Regions from separate parts of the Mus musculus genome. Here all the other regions are linked to region 1. A link is a loop called in an ENCODE intact Hi-C map of the cell type or tissue named here. Cell type or tissue: left cerebral cortex. All regions are shown on one strand. Links, peaks and the distances in the headings refer to the core of each region. The heading gives the core; the rest is flanking DNA. Region 1 holds the start of Gm24179 (a small nucleolar RNA gene). Region 2 has its middle 110 kb from the start of 1700025K04Rik. Region 3 holds the start of Gm40797 (a long non-coding RNA gene).

Region 1 (10,169 bases), core at 775-8,774:
CTGTCCCTGACTGTGGATGTAAGGTGGTCAGTTCTCTCACCTGCAGCTGTGACTTCCCTGCCTGGAAGGCCTGTAACTTGAAACTGTGAGCCAGATCAGCCCTTTCTCACTTAAGTTGCTCTGTCAGCGATCTTACCCCTGACAGAGCAACTGGGGCAGAAATTAAGACTCGCTGCACTGATGAGTTCCAGGCATGACAGACCTTGTCTTACAAAAGGTGGTTATTGAGCAGTCTGACTGAAACTCGCTCTGTTTTATAACTAGGCCATTCAATTTCCCAAAGAGGCAGGTAAGGCTCCTTGGAAAAACCACAGACAATGAATCAGCCATGAATCAGCAATGGCCCTGAAATCTATTGGAGAGATAGCTAGCTCAAGGACTGAAACAGGTCCTAGAATTTCTCTAAGGCCTGAACATAAATTGAAAAAACTAGTATAGTAACCAATTAGACATGTACTAATGTAACTGCTGCTTACCTAGCCAATCATACTAAAAATGACCTAACCATTCCCTAAATCCCCCTAGCTGCGATTAAAAGGAGCCTATGAGCTCATCTCCGGTCGCCATTTTGTAGGAATGGCTGATCCCCCTCTCCCCCCAGCTCTCACATGCTGGCTGTTTCTGAAGGACAAACACTCTTTGCTTTTGGATACGATTTGAGCGTGACTTCTTTCAGTGATTCTTGGACCCTTAAAGTTATATTATTTCCTCAAACAAACAACAACAAAAAAATCCTGGGGCCGATCCTGCCAACCTCTGGTTTAGAGATACACTCAGAAGAGTGTATGGATGGAAGTAGATTGTGGAAGGAACTTGAGTTCAAATCTCCTATTGGAGAGGAGGGGTACCATGAGGGGAATAAATAAGGCAAGACTGTCCACATGCCGACAATTAGCTGAATGTGGTTGGTTATTCTATGGCATCATCCCCAGATCAACCAAACCAGACACTCATGAGGGGTGGGACCCATTGATCAAGGTGATTCTGGTCTGAAGGTGCCTTAGTTAGGGTTTCATTGCTGTGAATGGACACCATGACCAAGGCAACTCCTATAAAGGACAACATTTCATTGGGGCTGGCTTACAGTTTCAGATGTTCAGTCCATTATCATCAAAGCAGAAGCATGGCAAGATCCAGACAGGCATGGTGCTGGAGGAGATGAGAGTTCTACATCTTCATCCGAAGGCAGACAGGTGGAGATTTTCTTCTGCAAGGAAGCTATGGGGCGGGGGCACTTGGTTGAGCTTGAGCATAGGACTTCAGTAGTGATGCATGTCCTCCTCCCAACAAGGCCACAGCTCCTAATAGTGCCACTTCCCAGGGACACAATCAAACCACAGCAGGTGAGGCTGAGAATCACTGGTAGGTATTCTATTACTGCACTGGGAGTAGTGAGGGTTGTGTCTGATCACTCCTTCTAATTAGCAGGATTTTTCCTCTTGAGAACATCCTCAGGCCGTGACCTGGGTGCGATTGATATGGCGAAGACAGGATATGTTTTTGGTTGTTTATTATTATTATTAAAACACCTCCCTGCTTCTGAAATCTCTGGATATCATACCTGGAAACTCTCTGGACCTTATGATGGACAGTGAGAGGACTTTAGCAGAACAATAGTATTTAGTTTTCCCCTAGGCTCATGGCCTAGGCAGTGTCAGGTTCTTGATCACCTGAGCAGTGTCAGGCATGGGTTCCATCTCATGAAGGGGACCTTCAATCCAATCAGAGAGTGGTTCGTCACTTCCACAAATTTAGTGTCACCAATGTGTCATGCAGGCAGGTCACCATTGAGGATCAAAGGGTTTGTACCTAGATTAGTGTTTACCTTTCTCTGATAGTGTGCAGAGTCCTGTTCCATACCAGGGACACTCCTAGTCAGTAGGCGTGAGGCTATGTATAGGCAGGCACTGGCTTGACTTGTCAATGTTTCACGAGTTGTGTAGATGTTGACCTCAGCAATAGGATCTTGCCACCAGTTTGTGGAGAGCATTTGTTTTAGGTTTCTCAAGAGTCACACAACTTATGGGTAGTCTCTATATGGTAAGGGAATTTGTTGATGACTTACAGTCTGTAGTCCAACTCTCAACAATGGTCAGCAGCAGCTGTGAATGGGAGTCCAAGGATCTAGCAGTTGCTCAGTCCCACAACTCAAGCAGGCGAAAAAGAGAGAGAGAGAGTAAATCTTCCTTCTTGCAGTGTCCTCATGTAGGTCTCCAGCAGAAGGCGCGTCCCAGATTAAAGGTGTGTGCCACCATGCCCGGATCTGGGACTTGCTTTGTCCCAGATGACCTTGAACTCAGAGATCTCCCTGTCTTAATCTTCTGGGATTCATAGCCACTATGCCTCAAGATCTCCATGCCAAGATCCAGGTCAGAAACTTGTATCTCCCAGCCTCCAGATTAGGATCACAGGTGAGCCTTCCAATTTTGGATTGTAGTTTATTCCAGATATAGTCAAGTTGACAACCAGGAATAGCCACTATAGCACTCAAGCCTGGGCTGGAGGCCCAGCATCTCTGACAAGCTCCTGGGCAATGCAGTTGCTTCTGATGCAAGGACTGTGTGGTAATTTGAATGAGAACGGCCCCCACAGGCTCACAGGGAGTGAACTATTTGAAGAATTAGGACGTGTGAGTTGGAGTACATGTGGTCTTGTTGGAGAGGGGTGTCATGGGGTCAGGGCTTGGGGAGTAGACTTTGAGGTTTCAAATGCTCAAGCCAGGACCAATCTCTCTCTCTTCCTGTGTTGGAAGACCCTGCTATTAAGGTCAAAGTCTATCGTGACCAGATAAGCTCTCCCAGCCTGGTGCAAAATGGAGGACTCCCGTTCTCAGCGGGGTTTCCTCCTCTCTGTCTGATCTTATCTAGAGACTGTCTCTAGGCACAGGTGCCCTACCTTATCTGGAGGATGACCCTGCACAGAGCTTCCTGTAAATGCTACTCCATTCAGCTCCGAGGTCCTGCTCAGCCCTTACTGTGAATGATAACGAGGTACAGCACTTCCCACCTGTAACCCCCCCCCCCCCAAAACCTCTGAGCACAGTCACATAGTCTATGGCCAGATTATAGGTTAAACACTCCCCCTTCCCCACTTCCATTGAACCTGAACATGCCTGGCAGGTTCTTGGAATTCTTCTTCATGCAAAAGAAGTATTCCCACCCTACCTACCCACTCCTCAAGATCTATATAAACCTTGTTCATCCCCAATAAAGTGGAACTGTCTCATTGAAGTTGATCCTGGAAGTCAGTCCCAGCTGTTCGAGCCCTACCCCACCCCCACCCCACTTCTGCTTCCTTCGTGCTTGCTGGCTGGTGGGCAACAGCCCTGGGGAAGAAGGGGGCATCACATTCCTGCTGCTTGCTGTTCCTGATGTAGAACTCTCAGCTACCTCTCTAGCACTGTGTCCGCCTGCATGCTGCCAGGCTTCCTGTCTCGAAAACAGTGGGCTAAACCTCTGAAACTGTAGGCTAGTCTCGGCTAAATAGTTCCCTCTATGAGTTTCCAGGAGCACGGTGTCTCTTTGCGGCGAAGAGCATGGTCGATGATAGCTTGTATTCTGAGCTATGCTGACTTTGGCTCAACTGGAATGCTATATTAAACAATTAACAATTACATAAAAATATATCACAAACTGTTTATAGCCCAGGGTCTTGATATGGAAACCATATTCCTCAGTATGAAGCTATCACAGAGCCTTCTTTATGGGTCAGCAGCCCTTTACCTGTGAAGTTTGTTCTGTGGAGTCCTGCTTTCAAGTCTCTGTTTATGAACTTTCTCCATGTCCCACACCAGCCTTTTCCGGTCTCTGTAGCATCAGATTCCCTGTTGGAGCTAAAAAAAAAAAACAAAACAACAACAAAAAACCCCAGAACACAACAAAGTCCCTGAGGGTGGGACCCAGTCATCTCTTCTTAAAAATCTCCACAAGTGCTCCTAATGTGCAGCTAGAGTTGAGACTCCGTGTTTTAAATACCAAATTTTCATTTCAGTGTTGCTACGGTGATTTGTTTCCTCCAAAACGGTTCTGCAAAGAGCCTGTTGCTAACCCTCGAGAAGTAGGGAATTGGTAGCTGGCTTGCTCAGTGCCTGAGCTCTGCCTCTCTCAGCCTGGAGCTGTGTGCAGGCTGCAGATTGCATTCTATTTACTTGCCTGCTGTTCAAACAGAAGAACTCTCTTATTTGAATCTCTCTTAGGATGAACAACTTCCCCATTGTGGACTAATCTGAAGACAAGAAGTCCCATTAGGCAGAAGCACAGACCCTGGGATATGTCCGTGCTATTAACAGTCTATCCATTTCTGCTCTTGCAGTTTTGTGGGGGTGTTTCCCTGCCTGATGCAGGCCACCGACAGTTTTTTGCTTTTCTTTCTAAGAGCCGGTCAAAACAGGCTGGGGAGTCTGCAGCAGACATCAGCCGGAGGAGGTACGGAGAGGCCAACTGCCGGTTAGATTTAATAGGCTTTAAAAGGTTGCCAGCTGAGAAAGGAGTTATGCCACTGCCCAATTATCTCCCCTCCTCCCCTGTTCTGGTGGCCTCCATGCTACCAGAGAGAAATAAACTATCCTAGGGAGGAGATTTGGAAGTCTTTAGAACCATTTGCAGACTCTTAGGTTAAATATGCGGAATTGCGCCCTTTTGTCACCGGAGGTATCTTTTAGTGCACTAAGCATTGGCTAATTTTTTTTTTTTTTTTTTTTTTAGTGAAATGTATACATCCAAGTTACTCCCTCCCCCCCCCCCCCCCCTTTGGGTCAGATGCGTACATATTGTTCCTGAACATTCCTCCCCGGGAGAAAATGAAAAACCATATTTAAAAATGAGGAGGAGGAGCAGTAGGAGGAGGAGACGTTGACTCTGAAATCCTGCCTAATCCGAACTGTGAAGTGGGCCAAGTGAGTCTTTAAAAAGAACAAATGCGGGTTAGAAAAGAACAAATGCGAGCACGGAGCGGAGTTCTCAGCACCCTCCTCTAGGGGGCGCAAAACTTCGTGTACCGCGAGCTTCCGGACTGGCCAAAGCCTCCTCACAGACACATAATTAAAAATAATAGAAGTTAAAAGAAACCATACCAAATGTGGTGTAGAGAGAATGGCTTATGCATTATGTGGCAGCATCTCCTGCTGATGGCCTATTAGCTCAGGCAGGAAATAGAAGGTGGGACTTCTGGCAGAGAGAGAAGGAATTCTGGGAAAGAGTCAAGAGAAGAGCATTCGTCCTGAACTTTGAGGAAGTTGGATGCATGAAACTGAGGCGAGGTGACCAGCCGTGTGGTGGCAGACATAGAATAGAATAAACGGGTTATGTAAGTTATGAGCTAGTTGGGAATGCGCCAATGCTTATGGCAGAGGTGTTTATTCATAAATAAGTCTCAGGATCATTTTTTCTGGGTATGAAGAGGCCGAGTAGAAAAGCTTGTGGCTACGATGTGGGTCAATGATAGAAAACTCACATATTATGCGTGAAGCCCTAGGTCTGATACACAGGGCCACAAGCAAAGCAACCTGAAACAAAAGTTACACAGAAGTCATCTTGAATTCAGGTCATCTGATTCCAACCAGTGCCCAGCTAGTTCTCCACCTTTTCTCTTTTCTTTAATTTTTATTATACTCTGAGAATTTCATTTGAAATATATTAATATATATTACTTATTATATTAATATAATAGAATTAGTATTATATTAATGATATAATATATGTTAATAGACATTTAATATAACATATGTTAATATAGTGCTATATTAATATAATATTAATGGGTATTAAAAGATTTATTTATTTAAACTGTTTGATTTCTTTTCTTTTCTTTTCTTTTTTCTTTTTCTTTTCTTTTTTTGTTTTTCGAGACAGGGTTTCTCTGCATAGCCCTGGCTTTCCTGGAACTCACTTTGTAGACCAGGCTGGCCTCAAACTCAGAAATCCACCTGACTCTGCTGGGATTAAAGGTGTGCGCCACCACCGTAGATTTTCTTTAGGCACACCAGAAGAGGGCATTGGATTCCATTATAGATGGTTGTGAATTGAACTATATGGTTGCTGGGAATTGAACTCAGGACCTCTGGAAGAGCAGTCAGTGCCCTTAACCATCTCTCCAGCCATATATATATATATACATATATATATATATATATATATACATACATACACATATATATAATATTCATATACACACATATATAATATATACACACATATACACACAATATAATATATACACATATATAATATATAAGAATATGACTATATATATTATATATATAGTCATATTCTTTCCTAACTACCAACTCCTCCTAGATCTCTCCCAACTTCCTCAGCTTCACGTTCTCTTTTTCTCTTAAAAACCAAAACAACAAAACAACAAAAAACCAAAACAACAAAAGCCAAACACAAGGAAAAAAAATCTATCAAAATACATGGAGTCTGATTTGTGTTGACCATCTACTCCTGAGCTGGGGCTCACCCTGGAGTGTGACTCTCTGAAGAAAGCTGATTTTCCCTTCCCCAGAAAGTATCAATTACTCCTAGCTTCTTGGCTGGGAGTGGGACTTGGCGTTCACGTCCTTTTCTCCAGGCTGCCACTGTTGTTTGGTTTGAGCTTGTGCTGGTCTTATGACTGCTGCCACAGTCTCTGTGTTCATATACGTTCCAGCCCTGTTGTATTTGCAAAATGCTCTGAAAACTGTGCAGCACCTCTGGCTCTTACAATCTTTCTGTTTCCTCTTCCAGCAGATCCCTGGGCCTGGTGGGGAGGGAGGGGTTCTATACAGACAGCCCACCTAGGGATGAGTGCTCCGAAGTCTCTGACTCTTCTGTGTGGCTCTTTGTGTTAATTACTATCTTCTGTAATTACTCATCATCTGATGAGGCTGAGTGTGACATTGATCTATGGATGCAACACGGTACCATTAGGAGTCATTTTACTGCGATGTTTATGCAGCAGAGTAATTGTAGTTGGTTATCTTTTGAAAAGCTATGTGAAAAGCTACTAATGTATAAGATTCATATATAGTCCACATATGTCTTCATATATATATATTCCACATATGTCTTCAAATATATACATATATATTTTACATATATGTCTTCATGTATATACATATATATTTTACACATATATCTCCATATACACACACACACACACATGTTCCACATATATGTCTTCACATATATATTTATATATATTCCACATACATGTCTTCATATATATATATATATATATATATATATATATATATATATGTATATATTCCACATATGTGTATATATATGGAATCTAAATGGTGTTGCAGTAAATATTGAGTGTTTCTACCCCACCTTAGATCATTTAGTTACCACATAAAAGATACAAAATCTTTATATTTATAATAAGCCTTAAAGCACCAGAGTAGGGCAGATATCAACCCTCTATGTTATTTTGTCTACTTCCCTGTCAATATCCCCAAGATATCACTTGCATGTTCTGCTTAGGCTGCTCCTACTCCAACAGGCTGGCCCTCGTGGCTATATACTCACAACCAACCTCCCCATGATGCCTTCCTTCTTTTTATCCCTCTCTTTGTGGTCTCTCCTCAGACCCCAAGCCCAGGAACCAAAGCCCTGCCTACCTCTCTTTTGCCTAGCTACAGTCTGTCAACATCTTAAGGAGCCAGGTTTGCACAACAAAAGCTGGCATAAGTGAGAATTCACTCATCTTGAGGCAGCTAGACCTTGGGATATAGAATTTAGCATTACAATACATAGCGACAGATCAAACCTCAACAATATGGCATCCTCATGTAACCAAGGAGAAAGAAGCCCTAATTAGATATCATATGCTACCAAATAAAATCCCCAGGGCCTCATAGACCACCCCCAAACACTGTAGGCTATTGCCAGTGATCTTAGCTACCATCTGTAACTTGATGGTAGGACCCTATTGCTGAAGATGTCATATTTATGACCTAGAACATGGAGAAATTGGGCTGACACTCAACTAGAAGCTTCATTCCTACTATCTAGTGTCCATAGTATTAGAAGGCACTGTACAATATCATCTGCTTATATAACTATGTGAGCTACGATGATGGTTTGTCAGCCCGATGTGCTCACGTGCACCATAGTGGCATGAATATTAGGTGGGTAACTGTAGCTTTCCAGCGGCCGTGGATGAACTGGGTACCTGAAAGGGGTGCTGGAAATGAAAAAGGAATGGGGTGCAAGAGAAGGATGAAGCCAAGACAAAGTCTCAAAGTTTAATATTTAGCACTGCGTTTATATAGGGAGAGCCCACAGACCCATCCTTTGTCTCAGCTGGATTGTGTAGCAAAGCAAGTTCAGGGGGCAGTCTACTCCTGTAGGAAATTGCAGGTGCAGCAAGGCAGAAGACCTCACCTAGGTCAGTGGAAGACCAACTGTGGTGAGCACTTGAGGTCTATTTAATCTGCTCAAGGCTGGGGGAAGGGCACAATTCTCTCTTTTTTGTTTTTTAAAGATGAGCTGCATGGGGGCACAAGATTTACTTGTTTTCCATAATCCCATCTAGGTTAAAGAGTGGCCAGGTCACCATGCCTGTCTTAGGTTGGTGTCTACATTGCTCCTTCTTACCTGTTAGGGAGAACAAACATAGCATTGATATATGTCTCTGTCTTAGGTCGACTGGAGCTCAAGAACACTCTTACCTGACCACAAGCCTTCTATAGCACACTCTTTCCCATTCACACCAAAGCCACAAAGGACATATGGATATGCACTCAATGTATTTCTTCATATCAATGGATAACTGCTGAGCTTGCTAAAAGCGATCCTGTGTGATGGCAACCAATCTGTTTAAGATACAAGGTCCAAAAGTTAAAGGCAACAAGATTATAATTAATGGCCCAAGCAGTGTAGAAATTAAAGTTGTAAGCCACAGGGAAGTGGAGAACCAGGATTCAAACCATCCCTGATTCTGTTCTTTTTCTCTTTTCCTTTTGGCTCGTCCTTCTCAAACTTTAGCCGTAGATACCTTCACTATTCCTGAATGATCAACGTAAAAGTAACATCCCTCATGCACAGGTTACCAGCCAGGTTTTGTTTACATTTAAGGCCCACTCCATGAGATGAACCCCACATTTGATATTGTTGATATAGTGAAATATAAATTTTCTTTGATCTATGTATACCACTCAGACCTTGTTAACAGCATGGATCTGAGGTGTGAGTATTTTAAGTTAAATGAGTTAATCTAGGGATTAAATCTTAGAGTTGGGACCATTTTGACCCATGAGGAAAGAATATAGCCCCTGGGGAGTTCCTTTCTGGGGCAGTGGTATGACTCTTGAACTATCTCTAAAGATTTCCTTGAGGCTCCTTCTGTCATTTACAGCCTTCAAAAAATCATCCCATCCCTACCCTTAGCTGGTGCATGTGTAGCTGCTGTATCACATGTGTGCCAGTAGGTGGCAGAGAGGAGAGAGGCTATTTCTATGCTGAGTATTCTGACCTATGAACATTTTAATGACTAACATTCCCTGGGGGAAAAAATGAACCTGAGATGTCTACCACTTTAGAGCCAGGCAGGCTTGGATGAGCTCCCAGGATGGGGAGCAAGTTGGAGACTAGAAGAACCCAACCTGGGACTGTGGCCTTGGGTGGGAGCGAGTTGGAGACAAATGACCCTTTCACAGGACCATTCCGGCAGTCTGGGTGAGAAGCTAGCCCAAGATGATGATCAGACTATTGCCACAGAATCCAGACATGGTGCTAGCCTGAGATGACCACCAGTAGAGTGCCACAGGTCTGGTGGTGGTGGTGGGGCAGACCATGCCTGAGATGACCTATGCCCGGCACCATAGTACTCCTGACACCACTCCTGGGATCACTCTAGACACTCAGAGGCTCCAGATCACTCAGAGGAGCAAGTCAGTGATGGAGAAATGGAAGAGAAACAGAAGGGTATGGGCACTGTGAAGATGGGCAGAACTGAGAGTAGTGAGGAACACCCCGATGTTTGTTAGTAGCAAGTTATGCCACCTGGGACCATGGTGGGATCCTGGCCCATGCTGCCACTGGGGAGCCATACCTGGGCCCATGGCCCTGCAGCAGCCTCAAAAGGAGTGCTTTGATGAAGACACCCCATTTAGGACTGAGTGCTTCAAAGTCTCTCGTTCCCTGCACATTGTCCAATTGTGCGTTTCTGTGTCATTCCCATCT
Region 2 (10,169 bases), core at 1,256-9,255, 360 kb after region 1:
TTTCTGATGATACATGCAGTAGACATCCAGCCACAGGGACTAAATTGACTTTAATTTCTGTGTGATGAATGAATCTGAAGCTGAGCTGTGAAGTCAATTTGGTTAAGATCCACTGCCCTAGTTAAATTTCCAGAGAGGAAAACTTGGGCATGCAGGTTACCCATGAGGCCTTACATTAGCAGGTAGGAGTTTATTTCTTCTTGCCACTATAGGAAGGAGAACCATCAGTTGCTCCTGGTATGTTGTTATGAAACCAGTGTGCTGGTTACTGGCTGTGGTTTAAAAAAAAACCCACTAAACACTGCAGCTTATGATGGAAACCAAAGCTTTAGAAAAGAGGTATTGGATATGCCTCTTTCTATGAATAAGAACAAAGGAAGATTTCCCCCTAAGCCCGTGTGACCAAAGATAACACACTTCATTCCAATAATAGGATTTCTTTTGTTGTTCTGTAAGAGCAACAAAAACAGTTTAGAAGGGCCAAGCTTTGGATATACTTACTGCTTCAGTCAAGTTGACACCATGCGTGTCATTAAAGGAGTTAAATTTTGGGCTGTTGGAGGATTTTAAAAAGAAGATGACTGTTAGAAGATTTCCATTTAGTACTTGTCCATTGATCACAGAGTGGATAATTTATACAGTGCTTGGTGATTTTCTGAGGCACATGGAATATTTGAATGAAAGAAGAAGGGTGGATCAGTCTAGTTCAGAGTCATTACAAGGTGCTGTGGTGGAGACAGGGTAGGTGTCGGTGGGGCAGGGGACGTGTTCAGGAAGGAGGTCATTTGGAGGAGAGGTGCAGGGTTTGAATACTTGTCATATTTTATATTGTGGAGGATTCTGGGCCTGATTTCCTCTTTGTGAAATGGATATCACAATGCCTGTACTTATGAGTTGGCAGGATTACTGGATATGCTTAGTGAGCATAAAACAGCTCTTGGCACATGATATCTGTTCAATAATCAGAAATGATCATCACTGTTGTCGCCACATTCATCGTCAATGTTACACAGGGGAATGACATTCAAGGAGACTTTGTTGCATAGTTAGGACTGTACTTTTGGTCCATGATTGGTAGGTTTTTCTTGACGGAGAGATCAGGCAAATAAATAAAAGGAGTTGGAGCAGAGATGTGGAGCGAACATATGGACTACATGCTCTCAGACGGAGCTTTGGGTTCAGGATAAAGCTTGCTTGGTTTTGGTTTTGATCAGATATATTTTTAGTGTATTTGACTACTTGGCATCTAACCAGTGCACCACCATTTAGTGTTCTGGTTCCAATGGATCCTGCTCCCCACTAATTTTCACAAAGCCCATGGCATCCATTAAAGACTCTATTATCCTTTCGTTTGAAAAATTTTCCAAATTAGTTTATCCCACTGAACCCTTTATAAACTATCAAGCTTTCTATAACTCTTCATAACCTTAGGAAAATTAAGTATGCGTCTAGTCAATTCTCCCAACAGCGTAGTTGCTCCCTCTCTCTCACTCCATATTTATTCAGTGCCACCAACATGCCAGACATAGCTAGGCATCAGGGAATGCCAGGTGTATTCCAGGTGATGAGGGTGAAGGCCAAGAGAACAGAGACGTGTGTTGTGTGTCACCAGGATGGTGCTAGGAGGGTCTGAGTATCCTGGGGTTACATGGGAGATTCATTTTGCGCAGCCAAGAACGGTTGCTTACAGGAACTTTTGACCAATGTCAGTCATGAATATGAGCCAAGAGGACCAGGCAACAGCCACAGAGGGAACCAGAGAAAGTGCGAGGGCACAATGAGAAATGCCGCTCCTCCCGCAAGCACAGTGAGAATAAAAGACACTTGAATAATTCTACTTCTTCGTTTCTTGCAGGAACATAGCCCAAGTGGATTCATAGCTTGCATAAAGCTAGCTCTAGAAGGAGTAATGAATAAGTGAAGACAGTATTCATTTTTAAACATTACTTAAATGTTTAAAAACATTATTTTGTGGTCCATTATCGACTAAACATAATTCTTATGGAAAAAGAGAATGGAAATTACCTTTTAGATTTAGATTTTGATATCCTAGGGCTATCTGTATGAGACCATTAGAAAAAGAGACAAAGGAACAGGAGGAAATAATAAAGATAGGAGAGGCAATAATTTATTTTAAGGAACTAAGAAATTAGAAAGAAAATTCAATGCCGTACTTACATACACAGAACAAAAGAATATTCTTTATTTTAAAGAATCTATACTTTTTTCTATGAATACATGAATATACTGCATATATGCATATATATCAATGAATATATAAACTTATAAATAAATTATATATAAGTATATATACTTACAAATAGGTATAGTTACATATATACTTATAAGCATATCTATCTATCTATCTATCTATCTATCTATCTATCTATCTATCTATCTATCTATCTATCTATAACAGTAGAATTCCAAATGGCCTTGTGATGATTTGTATATGCTAGGCCCAGGGAGTGGCACTATTAGAAGGTGTGGCCCTGTTGGAGTATTGTGGCCTATTGGAATAGGTGTATCACGGTGGGTGTGGGCTTTAAGATGTACACCCTAGCTGTCTGTAATTCTGTCTTCTGCTAGCAGCCTTCAGATGAAGATGTAGAACACTCAGCTCCTCCTGCACCATACCTGCCTGGATGCTGCCATGCTCCCACCTTGATGATAATGGATTGAATTTCTGGACCTGTAAGGTAGCCTCAATTAAATGTTGTCCTTATAAGAGTTGCCCTGGTCATGGTGTTTGTTCACAGCAGTACAACCCTAACTAATACTGGCCTTTTCAAACATTAGTATTAATTGCCCTTCTCCTCATCTGTTTTTGTACCTTACTTTCCTATCCATTATTCTCCCAGTTATTCCCATTTTCTCTTCATTCATACAACTTAAGTTTTTTTCTGTAACCCTATACAGGGGATACTGTTCTTTCTAGTAGCCATATGTGACCAAATAAAAGCCCAGTGCCAAGTATGGAATATCTTCCCTTAAATTTCTGTTCACGGATATTTTGGAGACCTTACCCCAAAATTGGCATCATTCTTGGATGTCTATCAGCACTTGATGGTTACATTCTACTGCTGATGACACTACACACTTTGGTCACAGGGCATGGAGAAATTAAGTTGGTACCAATAAAGGACTCTCCTCCCTGGTGGCTTTCACAATGCTGGAAGGTGCTTATGTAAGATGCTGGGTAGGGGCAGTGGTACCCAGAACTGAACCCTGTGAAGTACAATAATGACTGGCACAGTATGATGCACACATGCAATGTTTCCATGAATGTTATGACAGTAACTAACTCTTTTCTGATTGGATATCAGACCTCAGGAACAAACACATGTTTGTATTACAAATCTAGCCCCAAACCTATAGTTAGGAAGTTCACCAACTCCATGTCTGTCTGCTAAATGAACACTGTGTCAAACTGCTGTTTAAATTTGTGTCTCAGTGCCCAAAGATTAATGGCGTGGATGCTAGCTGATAATGGAGCTGGAAACTCAAAGCTAGTCAAAATAGAGGATTAAGTGTCAATGGAGTGCTCTGTCACAAATATCCCTGGAGGGCTGGGGAACCATATCAGAAGAAGGGGCAGCAAGATAAATGTCAGAAGTCAGGGAAGACTAGAACAAACTTCTGGACCTGACAGGACCAGTACACCCATGAACACTTGCTATCAACCTACCCATGAACATCTACAAGATTAAGCCAGTCAGCATGCTATCAAGGAAGGGGTGTGCCTCATGGGAACACTCCTACCCCTAACTGAGGGGCCATTGGCAGTTGGTAGTTTGTGTGTGAGGGAGTTTCCTTAAGGAGTTGTCCCTTGTAGGCTGACCATGCTCCAGGAAATGGCCTCATACCAATGAGTTATGGACAGCACAAATCAGACTGGATAGATAGATAATTAACAACAACAAAAACCCCAACAAAGCAAAAGTGGGCATGAAGTTGGGAGGGTCTGCAGAGATGAGGTCTGGAAAGAGTTAAGGAAGGAGTGAGGAGAAAGTACGACCAAAATGAATCAAATTAATTCTCAAAGAATTAGTAAAATATGTATTTTAAAAGGAATATGTGCCCTTAAAACCAAAAAGGCATTATAATATTCAGAGGACAGCCATCTTATATGGAGAACAATTATCATTTGATGCAATTGTTTTCACTTAGCAATTAAATGAATACTATAAAACAGGAATTCTTTCTTCCTTCATATTTGAGACAGTCTTGCTATGTAGACCAGCCTTGCTTGAGTCTTTTGCCTTGGTCTCCTAAGTGATGAGATTATGACCATGCACCGGTTTTTTCTGCTTAAACCTAGTATTTTAAAATTTAATTTATTTTTATAGTATATCTGCTCCCCCCCCAGGTGGTGTGTTTGGGCACATCTGTTGGGGAACAGACAAGAGGGATTTTGAAATGCATTGCATGGACAGTAGGAAAGGCGATGTAATTCACATTTGACCAAATGTTTAGCTGTGTCATTCATATCCTCAAGGGCTTCCAAACATGAAAAGTTTTCATTATTCCCCCAAGAGCTGCTAACACTAAAATACCTCAAATCAGAAAACCAAAGTTTTATAATTTTCCTCTTCAAATAACGTAGAGGGTAGAGGCTAGAGCTGTTTTTAAGCAGAACAAGGGAACTTAGGACACAACTTGGAGGAACTTGGGGTTCTTATTGCCTTTTTCCCTGAGCTGGGCACACTTGGAATAACAGAATAATTATCTGTGAGCCTTAAAAGTAAAGGTGAAATAACCCCATGCACCTTTATTTGAAGGTAAATCAAATGCGCAGTCCTCCAGTGGAGATGATTCTTGCTTCAATTTACACTCCAGGACTTTCTCTGTTACTTTAAAGATAATCTTTGCAAATGCACTGTTGCGGGATATTTGGTCACACTGTGAGACTGTATACTGGAAAAACTTGTGTCTGTCTAGTTGTGGTGTGGCTCAGTCCTAGCACACACCTTTATTCTGAGAGCTTTCTGTTTATTGTAAATAAGACCCAATAAGACCCAATAAAGTCAACTATAGGTTAAGAGGTGGGGCAAGCAACCAATTGACAGGAAGTGAATATAGGAGAGAACCATAGAGGTTGAAAGGAAATCAGGAGGATGAATAGAGAGACATACAGGAAGTAGAAAGGAGGGATATTCAGTTAAAAGTGTTTTGAAGACATCATGGAAGAGGAGAACTGTTTTTTTTTTGTTTTTGTTTTTGTTTTTTTTCCTTCTGGGACTACCTCTCTGGGCTTGCAGGCTTTCACCACAGTGTCTGGCTCCTGTGTCTTCATTTGGTTAAATCAAAACCTGTGGGATTTTGTTCCAAAAACAATTCTCTTTGCTCACGTAAAAAAAGTTTTCCATAACCATGAAATTTTAATATCACTAATTTGCATATTTGAATGACTTTTTCAATGGCCACTGGATAAGAATGGAGAAGGAAAGTGTTAGGTTTATTTAAGTTTATGGATTCATCATGTGTTTCCTGTGGAATAGGAGGTTGTTATGTGTATTGGCAAGAATCTCAATGAGGCTGTGGATCATTGCCCCTGATTTGAATATGGATAGTTAGATGCCGAGAGAAAGTAAATACACAGACAAAAAGCCGGTCAGGTTCTGGATGGTTCTGTGATGTCCAGTGGCTCAGAGGCAGTGGTAAAAGCATGGGAGTGTTTGGTGTGAAGTGGGTGGAGGATTTCAGAGGAAGGCACTATGTTCTCTCGTTGTGTAACAAATTAACTTTAAACTTGGAGACTTAAAGCAGCACATGTTACAGAGGCTTGTGGGAGTGTAGGCTTGTTCTCTGGATGGAACTGCCAGGCGCCTTTACCGGGTTTCCTGGGTTACTGCTTAGATGAGCTTTCCTTTGTTTCTTTGGACTCCGGCCATGGTCAGTGTCTGTGGTCCTTCACAGTGCTGAAGAAAGTCGTCCAGCCACCTACCCTGGCCTGTACACCCTCTTGACTCTGCCCTCATGAACGCTGATGCTTTACTAGTTCCTCTTCCATGATCCTTTTCAGCCAATACGCATGATGGTTAAATATTTCAAGGCCGCTGATGTCCACCCATATCTCTTGACTGCAGGCTACATCTGCTGCAGTATTAGCAGGAAAATGAAGGTGGCCACATGTGACATACATGGGCTTTGCATCTGACACAAAGTCATTTTGGGTCCATCGTTTCCCAACTCGGAGGACGATGTGTCCTTCTTGGCATGCAGGGTCAGCATTGCTATTCCCTTTCCTCAAGAGTAGTCCTGTGATGGAGTACACAAGAATTTCCATATTTGCAGTACAGCTTTCTAAGGATCAACATTTCACTTGCAGATCATAACCCCGATGTCCTTCCTGCTGTTTCATGCCTTGTGGTCAACACCTGTGTTGGCTTCCAAGCTCAGCTTCTTTAGGAAAAAACAAAACAAAACAAAACAAAACAAAACAAAACAAAACAAAAACAAAACAAAACAAAACAAAACAACATCAACACCTGGACAAAGTCACCCAAAAAATGATATCGGGTGTGATGATTACAAAATTATAAGAACCTTGCTAAGTGTTATATGGCTGTGTGAATCCTATATTCTAGATAGCACATTCTACTGTATAGACAGAATGAATGGTAGTTGTAGAGGAGAGACACAGAGGCCTGAAGCAAGCCACCGATGCATGGCTCTTTGTTTTTCTTAGCTTCAGAAAGTATCTATTATGGTCATAAAAGCTTTCTGCACTCTCTGTTAAAAGCCAAACTCAATGAATTGGGCAGACCTTAGAGCTCTGGGATGACTTGTGGTCAGGTGGCATTTCTGAAGAGCAAGCACAAGTGAGGTCCAGAGACATTTAGATGGTTTTAGTTCAGCACTTTGCCTTGTAGAATCAGTTGGCTGACCAGCTGTAATGGGTAGAAGCTCAACTGTCATTAAGTGAGACAACCATTTGTTATGAAAACAATCTCTGGAATTAGACTTTCAACTGGCTTACATAATAAGTCAGGAGGCAGTTACTCTAGAAGGAATCAGGGTTTGGATCTAGAGGCCTTCTCTGGTTAGATTTTGTTTGGTTTAAAATTCTGTAATACTTCTCTGTTTGAAAGTGGAGTGCAAATGGATTGCAAATGGGTTGGGACTTTAGACACAATGTTGGGCTATCAGCGGCCTGCATATGCACAGATCGAGAGGGGCAAGATTCTCTCAATGTTGGTCCCTGGACCAGAAGTACCAGCATCGTCTAGAGGAATTAGGAACTGCTGTCTTTGCTTCTTACACAAGAGATACTGAATTAGAATGTCTATGGGTACAACCCCATCACTGTGTGTTTTAGCAGATTCTCTGTGAGATTATGATTCTTTAGAGGAACAGCCCTGCCCATGAATAAATGTATCTCTTTTTAGAGAAAGCAGAATAGATAGTCATCTTAGAACAGAAGACAGAATGTACACAAACTCCTTGAAAGACCAGAACCCAGAAGCATGGAGCAGGCAGAGGTTCTAAGAATAGTACCTTTCTCTATATGCCTAAATCTGGTCTCTGGACAAACTAGATTCTGGGAGCCTCCAAGTAATGTGGAAGAATTTGGTTTCCAGTCACTTTGAGTTCACCGCCTCTTATCTTGTAAACTGGACCTTTTCTATATTTTTAATGGGCTCAGTGACTCACCCAATGAATGTTTGAAAATGTTATATGGATTTGCAAACAGTGACTCGAAGGATATATTAATCTAGTCATGATAAAATTTAAAAATAATGGGCAGCAGAGACAGTTGTTATTTTGAATGAGAGACTCATGATATTTAAAAAGGTTAAAAAACTTGAAAGTCAGGAATGTTAGGCTAAATATAAAAAAGGTTAGATTTGAGGAGTGGGAAAATGGCTTAGTGAATAAGGTGTTTGCCACATAAAGACCTGACTTAGGATTTCCAAAACACACTTAAACCAGATAGTGGTGTGTGCCTGCAATCTCAGCACTCCCAAATAGCTAAGTGATAAATAAGAGGCAGAGACAACAGGATCCCAGGAGGCCCCTGGGCCAGCTAGTCTGGCATAAGCAAGGATGAACAACATCAGATAGAAGAAAAGGGTCTTGGGTGTTTTAGTTGACCATACACTTAATATGAATCAATGATATGTTGTATTTACAACTTGTAAATATATAATTTTTATTTATTCATTTGTTAATTTATGCAATGCTTATTTATGGAGTCAGCTATGAACCAGATGTTCTACTGAATGAAAGAATAGGATAAATAAATCAGGTGTTTAAAGAAAATAGTGACACCGTTGTGTAAGAGTCCTTTTAGCTATGGTGTTCAGGCTGGTTTGGATGACTGCTATCCAATGATTCATGTACTATAAGTTTGATGCTCGAAACAGTCCTGTCAGGAGGTGCTGTGGATCTCTCCTAGGTGGGGGATTATGGGAGGTCCTCAGATCTTGGGGAGCATGCCTTTGAATAGGATTGCAAAGCCCCAGCCTTCTTTCTCTTTGCTTTCTGACACACATTTCCACTAGAGATCCAAAGCACTGAAACTAATTGCTCTTGGCCTGGAATTTCTAGAGCTATGGGTCAAAACAAACCTATTCTCTTTGCAAATTATGTCAACAATTTTGTCACAGCAACATCAAGCTAACTACTATAGAGCTGGTGAAAGTGACAAAACCCACAGAGATGAGGCTGAGATATGTTTTGGGAAACTTGGAAGACAGATGAAAGTCTAGTGGTTAATAAACTTCAGCATACAAAAGGCTCAAATCAGAGGATTGCTAAAACTCAGAATGTCATGTTCTAAGTTCCAGAGTACTTGGTTCAATTGGTTTCAAGAATTTCCATTTTAGCAAGCTTTCCTAGGAGATGCTGATGCAGTTAATTTGGGAGACTCCATTTGATAATCACTAATTTAGTATGATAGAGTTTGAGAGAGCTAGGACCAGTGGATGGGTTGCTTAGAGAATGCTCTAGTGAGACATAACAATTGTATTGACATGTCTGCAGAAGTGATATATTTAAAGTAGATTAAATTTACTCTATTTGATCTCTGAAGTAGAACATGGATTACTTGGTATGGACAGAGATAGATTATGGAGAAGCCTAAATAACATTCATTCCTCAGGCAGACTTTAGACAGGATGGACAGCTCAGAAAGAACGATATTTCTTCCAGGGACTTTGAAGACAACAAACATGGTGTTGACCTATTGTAATATTATATGAACAGAAGAAAGCCAACCACCTACAGAGAAACTAAGGGAGTCAGGGAGAAGGCAAGGAGAAAACACTTCCAGGTTGCCAATATCTCTTTGTTTCTAGCCTTTCCTGAAGTATGTTCCATTGTTTTTGAACTTCATGGAGTCATCTGTGTAATCTCAGAATATTTTCTGTGAATCATTGTTAGCTTTTTGCTTTAATGTTCTAATCATTAGCCTTAATGGACAAAAAAAGAAAAAAAAGTAGCAGTAAAGGAGTGCAGTAGCTAGGGCATCTATTGAAGCATGCAACATGGAGTGCATCCCTTGCAGCTAGCATGGAGTGCATCCCTTGCAGCTGGCATCTTCTTGGGACTGTATAGTGAGCAGATGATGAATTACAGAGAATAGCGAAAGGGAGCATGGCAAAAAGTAGAGGAATCCAGAGTTGTTTAGGAGTAGGGCTGAAAGATGAGATATAGGCATGAGAGAGAAAGGGGGAAAGGAAGTGTTAGCATTTCTTCTAGGCTCCTCCCAACAGTTATTTAGCAACAGCCAGCTATGAGCCTGACTTGTTATATATAGGCTGTTTGGTCTCTCATTCTCTCTTTCTCTCTGGTCTCTATGTCTCCCTCCCTCTCTATCCTCCCTCCCTCCACGTGTTCCTGGCTGGCTTCTTTCTTTCTTTCTTTCTTTCTTTCTTTCTTTCTTTCTTTCTTTCTTTCTTTCTTTCTTTCTTTCTTTCTTTCTTTCTTTCTCCCTTCCTTTCTCTCTCTCTCTCTCTCTCTCTCTCTCTCTCTCTTTCTCTCTCTTTCTCTCTCTTTCTTTTTCTTCCTTCCTTCCTTCCTTCCTTCCTTCCTTCCTTCCTTTCTTTCTTTCTTTCTTTCTTTCTTTCTTTCTTTCTTTCTTTCTTTCTTCTTTCTTCTTTCTTTTGTTTGTTTTTCAAGACAGGGTTTCTCTGTATAGCCCTGGCTGTTCTGGAACTCACTTT
Region 3 (10,169 bases), core at 875-8,874, 180 kb after region 1:
AGGGACAGCATCCTAATTAACAAAATCAGAAATGAAAAGGGAGACATAACAACAGATCCTGAAGAAATCCAAAACACGATCAGATCCTTCTACAAAAGGCTATACTCAACAAAACTGGAAAACCTGGATTAAATGGACAAGTTTCTAGACAGATACCAGGTACCAAAGTTAAATCAGAATCAAGTTAATGATCTAAACAGTCCCATATCCCCTAAAGAAATAGAAGCAGTCATTAATAGTCTTCCAACCAACATAAGCCCAGGACCAGATGGGTTTAGTGAAGAGTTCTATCAGACCTTCAAATAAGATCTAATTCTAGTTCTGCACAAACTATTCCACAAAATAGAGGTAGAAGGTACTCTACCCAACTCATTCTATGAAGCCACAATTACTCTGATACCTAAACCACAGAAAGATCCAACAAAGATAGAGAACTTCAGACCAATTTCTCTTATGAATATCAATGCAAAAATACTCAATAACATTCTCGGTAAAAGAATCCAAGAACACATTAAAATAATCATCCATCCTGACCAAGGAGGTTTCATTCCAGGGATGCAGGGATGGTTTAATATACGAAAATCCATCAATGTAATCCATTATATAAACAAACTCAAAGACAAAAACCACATGATCATCTCTTTAGATGCGGAGAAAGCATTTGACAAAATCCAACACCCATTCATGATTAAAGTCTTGGAAAGATCAGGAATTCAAGGTCCATACCTAAACATGATAAAAGCAATCTACAGAAAACCAGTAGCCAACATTAAAGTAAATGGTGAGAAGCTGGAAGCAATCCCACTAAAGTCAGGGACTAGACAAGGCTGCCCACTTTCTCCCTACCTATTCAACATTGTACTTGAAGTCCTAGACAGAGCAATTCGACAACAAAAGGAGATCAAGGAGATACAAATTGGAAAGGAAGAACTCAAAATATCACTTTTTGCAGATGATATGATAGTATATATAAGTGACCCTAAAAATTCCACCAGAGAACTCCTAAACATGATAAAAGGCTTCAGTGAAGTAGCTGGATATAAAATTAACTCAAACAAGTCAATGGCCTTTCTCTTCACAAAGAATAAACAGGCTGAGAAAGAAATTAGGGAAACAACACCCTTCTCAATAGTCACAAATAATATAAAATACCTTGGCTTGACTCTAACTAAGGAAGTGAAAGATCTGTATGATAAGAACTTCAAGTCTCTGAAGAAAGAAATTAAAGAAGATCTCAGAAGATGGAAAGATCTCCCATGCTCATGGATTGGCAGGATCAACATTGTAAAAATGGCTATCTTGCCAAAAGCAATCTACAGATTCAATGCAATCCCCATCAAAATTTCAACTCAATTCTTCAATGAACTAGAAAGAGCAATCTGCAAATTCATCTGGAATAACCAAAAACCTAGGATAGCAAAAACTCTTCTCAAGGATAAAAGAACCTCTGGTGCAATCACCATGCCTGACCTAAAGCTTTACTACAGAGCAATTGTGATAAAAACTGCATGGTACTGGTATAGCGACAGACAAGTAGACCAATGGAATAGAATTGAAGACCCAGAAATGAACCCACAGACCTATGGTCTGTTGATCTTAGACAAGGGAGCTAAAACCATCCTGTGGAAAAAAGGCAGCATTTTCAACAAATGGTGCTGGCATAACTGGCAGTTATCATGTAGAAGAATGCGAATTGATCCATTCCTATCTCCTTGTACTAAGGTCAAATCTAAGTGGATCAAGGAGCTCCACATAAAACCAGAGACACTGAAACTTATAGAGGAGAAAGTGGGAAAAAGCCTCGAAGATACTGGCACAGGGGAAAAATTCCTAAATAGAACAGCAATGGCTTGTGCTGTAAGATTGAGAATTGACAAATGGGACCTCATGAAACTGCAAAGCTTGTGTAAGGCAAAAGACACCGTCAATAAGACAAAAAGGCCACCAACAGATTGAGAAAGGATCTTTACCTATCCTAAATCAGATAGGGGACTAATATCCCATATATATATATATATATATATATATATATATATGACTCAAGAAGGTGGACTCCAGAAAATCAAATAACCCCATTAAAAATGGGGCTCAGAGCTAAACAAAGAATTCTCACCTGAGGAATACCGAATGGCTGCGGAACACCTGAAAAAATGTTCAGCATCCTTAATCATCAGGGAAATGCAAATAAAAACAACCCTGAGATTCCATGTCACACCAGTCAGAATGGCTAAGTTGAAAAATTCATGTGACAGCAGATGCTGGCGAGGATGTGGAGAAAGAGGAACACTCCTCCATTTTTGGTGGGATTGCAAGCTTGTACAACCACTCTGGAAATCAATCTGGTGGTTCCTCAGAAAATTGGACATGGTACTACTGGCAGATCCCACAATACCTCTCCTGGGCATATATCCAGAAGATGTTCCAACCAGTAAGAAAGACACATGCTCCACTATGTTCATAGCAGCCTTATTTATAATAGCCAGAAGCTGGAAAGAACCCAGATGCCCCTCAATAGAGGAATGGATACAAAAAAATGTGGTACATTTACACAATGGAGTACTACTCAGCTATTAAAAAGAATGAATTTATGAAATTCCTAGGCAAATGTTTGTACCTGGAGGGCATTATCCTGAGTGAGGTAACTCAATCACAAAGGAAATCAAATGATATGTACTCACTGATAAGTGGATATTAGCCCAGAAACTTAGGATACCCAAGATATAAGTTACAATTTGCAAAACACATGAAACTCAAGAAGAACAAAGACCAAAGTGTGGATATTTGCCCCTTCTTAGAATTGGGAACAAAACACCCATGGAAGGATTTACAGAGACAAAGTTTGGAGCTGAGACAAAAGGATGGACCATCTAGAGACTGCCCTATCCAGGGATCCACCCCATAATCAGTCTCCACACTCTGACATCATTGCATACACTAGCAAGATTTTGCTGAAAGGACCCAGATATAGCTGTCTCTTGTGAGGCTATGCCTGGGCCTAGCAAACACATAAGTGGATGCTCACAGTCAGCTATTGGATGGATCACAGGGCCCCCAATGGAAGAGCTAGAGAAAGTACCCAAGGAGCTAAAGGGATCTGCAACCCTATAGGTGGAACAACATTATGAACTAACCAGTACCCCGGAGCTCTTGACTCTAGCTGCATATGTATCAAAAGATGGCCTAGTCGGCCATCACTGGAAAGAGAGGCCCATTGAACTTGCAAACTTTATATGCCCCAGTACAGGGGAATGCCAGGGCCAAAAAGTGGGAGTGGGTGGATAGGGGAGTGGGTGGGGGAGGGTATGGGGGACTTTTGGGATAGCATTGGAAATGTAAATGAGGAAAATACCTAATTAATAATAAAAAAGAGGTGGTCTGTCTACTTTATTCAGTCTGTCATTCTGATGCTAACCTCTTCCAGAAACAGAGACACAAGAAAACATTTAACCAGAAATCTGGGTATGCTATGGCCTAGCCCAGTTGGTTAAGATTAGGGAATTACGGTCAGTAACTGTCACGGTGCCCCTTAGTGTCGTACAGTGAGCCGGCCCCCCTGGAACAGTTATCTCCGGTTCTGAACTCTTTACTGCTGGGCCCTGACATTCAAGTACATTCAGGGGTCTTGGAAGGAGTCCTACAGTAAGTAGGGCTGGATGGCTCCTGCTCGCAGCATGTTCACAGCTATGGCCGCATACCAGGTCCATCACCTCTGACGCAGAGCTTTCCCACTCTTGCTCACCAGCTCCATCTTGAAGAGCTGTAACGGGATCCCATAAGATGTGCACATGTGTGGCAGCGTTAGTCCCCATCCCGTATACTTGAGTTGGCTCTGGGCATCTGTGCTATGGAACGCGCATGCTATTTATTACATAAAGAGTATTTTAAAAATATCCATCAAACCGCTAGGATAGCTTTTGAGAAAAAGAAAGAAAAAATTAAACCCAAACTAGGCCACAGCTTATCCCGGGAGCTGGTGAAAGGACTTGGAGATGAAGTCGTAGCAACTATTTTTTTTTTCCTGCGTTCAATTTGCTAAAACCAATTTCCTGTTCTTAACCCAAGCAGACAGCCATGTCCCCAAGGGGTTCGTTAGCTCATTGTTCTGAGGCTGTGTCCTTCCCTCTATTTGTGGCAGCAGATAGGGAGGGCTCAGCTCACCTCTGCTGTTAATGCTTATAATCTTATTAAAAGCTAAGGAAACACACAATCAGCTAACTCCTTGCATGACCAAAAACTGATTTACCAGCATCACATCAAATATTTACCTTGCCCTAAGCTACCAGTAATTACAAGTTGATATTGTTCAGGCTCAAACAAACACTGGGTAATGAATTTCTGCTAATTATTAGGCACTGATGAAAACTGTGATTTGACCACTCCAGCATCATCCTGGGCCGCTCACCTTCCTGCACAGCGGACGACTTCAGTTGATACGAATATATTTAAGTGCTGCCAGAAAGCATTTCTCTGGTGTCAACCAGAAGTAATTACCAAGGTGTCTAGGACGGTGATTAAAAATGGGTTAAAAATTAAGATTTCTGGTTTGCCTTAGTTATTTCTATGCAAATAGGCCACATTTTTCAACGGATGTGGGTGTCTTAATTAAAAACAGGCTAAAGTTTTACAATAACAAGAGATTTTTAAAAAACCTACCAAACCTCACACTCTTAAAAATGATTCTGGTGCCAGCTGCAAATGAAAGCCATCCTTCTCTAATGCGTAGCTTTCCGGGCTTTTAAAAAAACTTGCCGTGCAACTGTTAATGGAGCGTGCACTTCCCGATGGAAGCCTCAGTCAGATTGCAGGTGTTTTGTGTGTTTCCTGTTCAACTGCAGGAAGTGGAGAGTGCGTGCAGTCGGCTTCCCTCCTGGGAAGGAGCAGGGGAGGCGTCTTTCCCCCCTCTACGGTTGATGCCCACACGGTGCCTCCAGCTTGGAAAAAAGGAGAAAAACAGTTCTTTCTTTAAGATTTTATTCTTGTTTTTAACTGTGTCTATGTCTGTGCGTTTGTGCAGTGAGTGCAGTGCCTCAGAAGGCCACAAGAGGGTGCCAGATCCCGCGTCACTTGGATGCTGGGACCACCTCCCCCTCTGCAGGAGCAGAGTGAGCCTTTTACTCTGAGCCGTCTCTCCAGCCCGGAGACCCCTCTTTCTCTGCAGTAAATATTTCTTGTTTCTGTTTCCCTTAGTGCTCTGACTTAACCATACAAGGAGTTACCCAAAGCTACATTAGAGAACCTCTATAATTCATTTTAGCCCAATCTGGGAAGCCCAATCAGGGATGGAGGTGGCACCTGTGGTCTCCCTGTCCCTTCCGTGGACTCTCTCAGCTGTCTCAGCAGGGAAATATTCTAGCCATTGTCTCCAAGTGAGTGGGGGAGAGTGTCTACTGGAGACAGGCTTAAACAAAAGTCATCTCTTCATGAGTTTGTGTGATGGCTGGTTTTATGTCAACTTGACAGAAGCTAATGTGAGTTGAGACATTAACCTGAACTTCAATTGAAAAAATTCCTCTATGAAATTAGGTTGCAGGCAAGCGTATAGGGCGTTTTCTTAATTAGTGACTGACATGGGAAGGCCCAGCCCATTGTAGGTGGGGCCATTCCTGGGCTGGTGTTCGGTCTTTCTAGAAGAAAGCAGGCCAAGCAAGCTATGATGAACAAGCCAGTAAGCAGCACCCGTCCACGCATCAGCTCCTGCCTCCAGGTTCCTGGGCAGTTTGAGATTCCACATTGGCTCCCCTCAGTCCTCAGTGAACTGTGATTCCAGATATGTAAGCCAAATATATCCCTTCCTACCCACGTTGCTTTGGTCATGGTGTTTCATAAGAGCAATAATAACCCTAACTAGGACAATCTGCTTCTCTTCCTTCTCTGTGTTTCCTGGGCAAACACGCTGATCTCCACGGCTGTAGCTACCCTGTATACATGCTAATGCTAATACCTTCCCAAGCCACGTTCTCCACCCTAGGATGCCCTTGGAAGACCCACAGATTCACACTGTGTATATTGACAAAAACATGTCGCAAATCTCATCTCCCTCCTGTAGCCTTTCGTGGGACAATCATCAGAATGTTGGCTATCATAATCTTGGCTACTACTGAGCCAGCTGCCAGAGCTGGACACCAGTACTTGTCAGTCCTCATTCTCCACCCTCCAGTTCTATTTCCATCCCTAACTCCCTCTCAGTTCTTCCCCCTCCTCCCCAGCTGGTGCTCACAGTCTCAGTTCTCCCCCCTCCTCCCCAGCTGGTGCTCACAGTCTCAGTTCTCCCCCCTCCTCCCCAGCTGGTGCTCATAGTCTCAGTTCTCCCCCCCCTCCCCAGCTGGTGCTCACAGTCTCAGTTCTCCCCCCTTCCTCCCCAGCTGGTGCTCACAGTCTCAGTTCTCCCCCCTCCTCCCCAGCTGGTGTTCTCTAATACCCATGTTTCTGTGTCTTGTTGCACCAGACCTTTGCCCCTGGAATTTTCTCCCCCAGTCCCTACTCACTTCTTCCCACTTGTTTTTTGTTCTTTTTTTGTTGTTGTTTTCTTTTTGTCTCTTGCCTAAGTTTATTGTTTGTTTGTTTGTTGTTTGTTTTTTCGTAGTTACTCATTGTCTGCCGATAAAGTTCAATCACTATGTGGTGAACACCTAAGTTGTGTCTCTTCTCCCCTGGAGTCATCCACACCTCCAGTATCAGCTGTGGGGTTATAGACTCTGTTTTCAGAATTGGAGCCAAACCTGAGTCTGGAGCAGAAGGCAAAGCTGGTGATGCAGGCCTTGTCTTCATTTTGAAATTTAAAATTTTGTCTATCACAGCTTCATTTGCACTAATTTTGTTTAAAAACATTACCCTTAATTACTTATTGCAGATTTTTTTTTTAAATTTCTTTAAATTTCATACCTAGGGTGACAAGGGCCTTTCTAGCTTTATCCTATTCTGGTTCTTAGTTGTGATTCTAGGGTTAATTCTGGAAAGTTCCACGTAGAGTCTGGGAATGAAGGCAACCCAGCAGAAGACCGCAGAACACTTGAGCCTTGAGGGCTTTGTTGAAGCTTGAGCCTGGATATTCCAGAAGTCTACACCTGCGTCTCCCAGTTTTAGGAAATGGTTCCACTCTTTTACTTAAATCCAATACCGGGGGAGTTCCTGGACTAAGTGGGCATAAGAGGCTCCCTCTCCAGCATCATTTCTTGCTATCCACCTCACTTCTCAGCCACACCCCCTGTGACCTGGCTCCTCCCCCTCTGTCTCCTCCAGCAACACCACTTGCTATGCATCTCACTTCTCAGCCACACCCCCTGCGACCTGGCTCCTCCCCCTCTCCCCCAGCATCACTTTTTGCTATTGACCTCACTTCTCAGCCACACCCCCTGTGACCTGGCTCCTCCCCGTCTGTCTCCTCCAGCAACACCACTTGCTATGCATCTCACTTCTCAGCCACACTGCGGAGCACACTGCTCATGGGCATGCTGGGCTGGCTGTGTGTCTGTCTGTTTGGAGCTCTGTCTTCTGACAATGTGTTACGAATGCTCTTCCTCTCTGGTTCTATCCAGAGGAAACCCACTCATGCTATGATACATAGTTAAACATTACTTTCACACTTCTTTTGGTTTTGGAGTTATACATTTGCATGTGTGAGTGTGTGTGTGAGAGAGTGTGTGTGAGTGTGTGTGCATGTGTATGTGTCTCTCTGTGTGTGTGTGTGTATAAAGACCAGAGGTCAACTGTAGGTGTCTTTCTTAATCTCTCTACCTTACCTTTTGATACAGGGTCTTACACTGAACCTGGAGCTCACAGATTTGAGAAGATTAGCTGGACAGCAAGCCACAGAGACCCCCCTGTCTCCTGCTTCCATGTACTGGTATTACAGAGGGTTGCCACCGTGCCAGGCTGTTTATGTGGGTGTAGAGATCTACACTCGGGTCCTTAAGTTTGTAGAGTTAGGATTTTTATCAAGCGAGTCATCTCCCCAGACCATTTTTAAAAAAGGTTTTACAAAACAATTCAAATATCTGAAACACAGTGGAAGCATTTATAATCCTATTAAATGTTTCTCAGCCCAACACCCCTGCAGGAACAGACATTTTCTTCCAAAACTTTATCTTATAAAATATAAAGCATTTAGCTATAGAAATAAACGTCTGGGAGCACTATGATGGTGCCAAGTTCTGGATGTCTCCTCTTCTAATATATACTGGCATAATAGTGGAAATGACATAAAATAAATACGGTATTTAATAACATGGATGGTGAATGCTTATAGTTCTGTCTCTTAGCCAGTCCTAGAAGGCCCATAACTGTGAAAAGAAAAATGAACCAAGGAAAGCGTTTAGCGGGCTCAGGCCATCTGTCTGAGATTTAGGTACCATCATCCAAAGAACGCTTTGGTGCATGAATTCACAATTAAACACACACAGATTGTAAACACGGTGTAAGAGGCTTGTTTCCTACCTAACTCCTGCTTTGCACTGCATGCTTCAGAGCCTTGGAACAACTGGGGCCCAGCTGCTCCACGAGGAAAGAATTAATTTCTTACACCGTCTAAGACCCACATACCATTCCAGACCCTCCGCCTTTTTTCCTATAGGTCTGCATTTCACACTGGGACTTCCTAGATTATAGGGAGGTAGTGAAAAACATAGCAAGACCAAGCTGGCATCCACGAGTCCTTCCCGAGACCCCAGGGATTAAGCTCTGACAGCAGAGCCCTTGCTCAGATGAGCTCAGGTCCCTTCAGGGTGGAGGGGCTGCAGACTGGAGCTGCTGGTCATTACCGCACACTCTCACACCGTCATGGTCCTGGTTTCCAGGTGTGACTCTGCTGGGCTTTCCTGAGCATCACTCAGAGTCACTCATGGGAGGGGCGGCAGGACCTATTGAGACTTAGCCACACTGGAATTGGCTTCTGGGAAACGGGAGTGGGAAGAAGCAGCATAGGAGTTCAGCTTTGGAGTGATTTTGGATCCTTTCCTAATTCCTGGCTGTATCCCTGGTCTTGCCATAGAAGGGTCTCTTTGCTCCACCCATCCTTGTATGTATGATGCATCTCAGAGTCCAGGAACCTTCCTTTAAACATTCCTATGCACCAGATCTACTCTCCCCTCCTTCCTTCCTTCCTTCCTTCCTTCCTTCCTTCCTTCCTTCCTTCCTTCCTTCCTTCCTTCCTTCCTTTCTCTCTTTTTTTTCTTTCCAGAGCTGAGGACCGAACCCAGGGCCTTGAGCTTGCTAGGCAAGTGCTCTACCACTGAGCTAAATCCCCAACCCCTCTCCCCTCCTTTCTAGGAAGCCATGTCTGTTAGTGTGGAAGGAGACCTAAGGGGTCATATAAACCCACTAAAGTTTCATACTTAGGAAAACATTTATGTTTTTGATTTCTTTATCAAGTTAACAGTAACGTGGCCATTGGTTACAAATTCACTAGAATTTTTTTTTCCCCTAATCAGTTTAATGTTCCATTGATTAAAACATTTCCTCAATTAAGATTGGCTACAAGGTATTTCTCCTTTAATGACTGTTTCAAGTTATATTTATGCATTTTCTAAAATGAAACGGTCCCTGCATGTAGGGAAAGCTATAACTTGGTTATATATTAGAAGATAATGTACCATGCCTGACCTAAAGCTGTACTACAGAGCAATTGTGATAAAAACTGCATGGTACTGGTATAGTGACAGACAAGTAGACCAATGGAACAGAATTGAAGACCCAGAGATGAACCCACACACCTATGGTCACTTGATCTTTGACAAGGGAGCTAAAACCATCCAGTGGAAAAAGGACACCATTTTCAACAAATGGTGCTGGCACAACTGGTGGTTATCATGTAGAAAAATTCGAATTGATCCATTTCTATCTCCTTGTACTAAGGTCAAATCTAAGTGGATTAAGGAACTCCACATAAAACCAGAGACACTGAAACTTATAGAGGAGAAAATAGGGAAAAGCCTCGAAGATATGGGTACAGGGGAAAAATTCCTGAATAGAACAGCAATGGCTTGTGCTGTAAGATCGAGACTCGATAAATGGGACCTCATAAAATTGCAAAACTTCTGCAAGGCAAAAGACACCGTCAATAAGACAAAAAGACCACCAACAGATTGGGAAAGGATCTTTACCTATCCCAAATTGGATAGGGGACTAATATCCAATATATATAAAGAACTCAAGAAGGTAGACTTCAGAAAATC

Evidence for each region. A loop is a pair of places that touch in the nucleus more often than their neighbours do. Peaks named below come from ENCODE experiments on the same cell type or tissue, not always from the same donor. Only the 100,000 strongest peaks of a DNase experiment are listed, where the experiment ranks them.
Region 2: it touches region 1 in a loop (21-fold over the local background); 2 of 42 quality-filtered maps call a loop at or near these places.
Region 3: it touches region 1 in a loop (8-fold over the local background); 2 of 42 quality-filtered maps call a loop at or near these places.

What each region holds. Positions count from the first base shown.
Region 1 is chr10:126,839,696-126,849,864 of GRCm38, reverse strand. It overlaps Gm24179 (a small nucleolar RNA gene), which reads left to right and starts at 9,364; the gene lies at 9,364-9,491. In left cerebral cortex, for the core only: a CTCF peak has its summit at 4,976 (motif pointing right); DNase peaks (open chromatin) are centred at 4,141, 4,313, 4,937, 5,234 and 2 more places; H3K4me3 peaks cover 513 bases; H3K27ac peaks cover 3,351 bases.
Region 2 is chr10:126,480,911-126,491,079 of GRCm38, reverse strand. No RefSeq gene overlaps it. Among named protein-coding and RNA genes, the nearest start is that of 1700025K04Rik, 110 kb to the right of the region's middle. In left cerebral cortex, for the core only: no CTCF peak of the experiment used is centred there; DNase peaks (open chromatin) are centred at 5,717 and 7,379; H3K27ac peaks cover 2,368 bases.
Region 3 is chr10:126,658,541-126,668,709 of GRCm38, reverse strand. It overlaps Gm40797 (a long non-coding RNA gene), which reads right to left and starts at 4,775. Exons shown (of 3, transcript XR_001779706.1): 1 at 4,654-4,775. In left cerebral cortex, for the core only: a CTCF peak has its summit at 5,046 (motif pointing right); DNase peaks (open chromatin) are centred at 3,868, 4,864, 5,777 and 6,102; H3K27ac peaks cover 659 bases.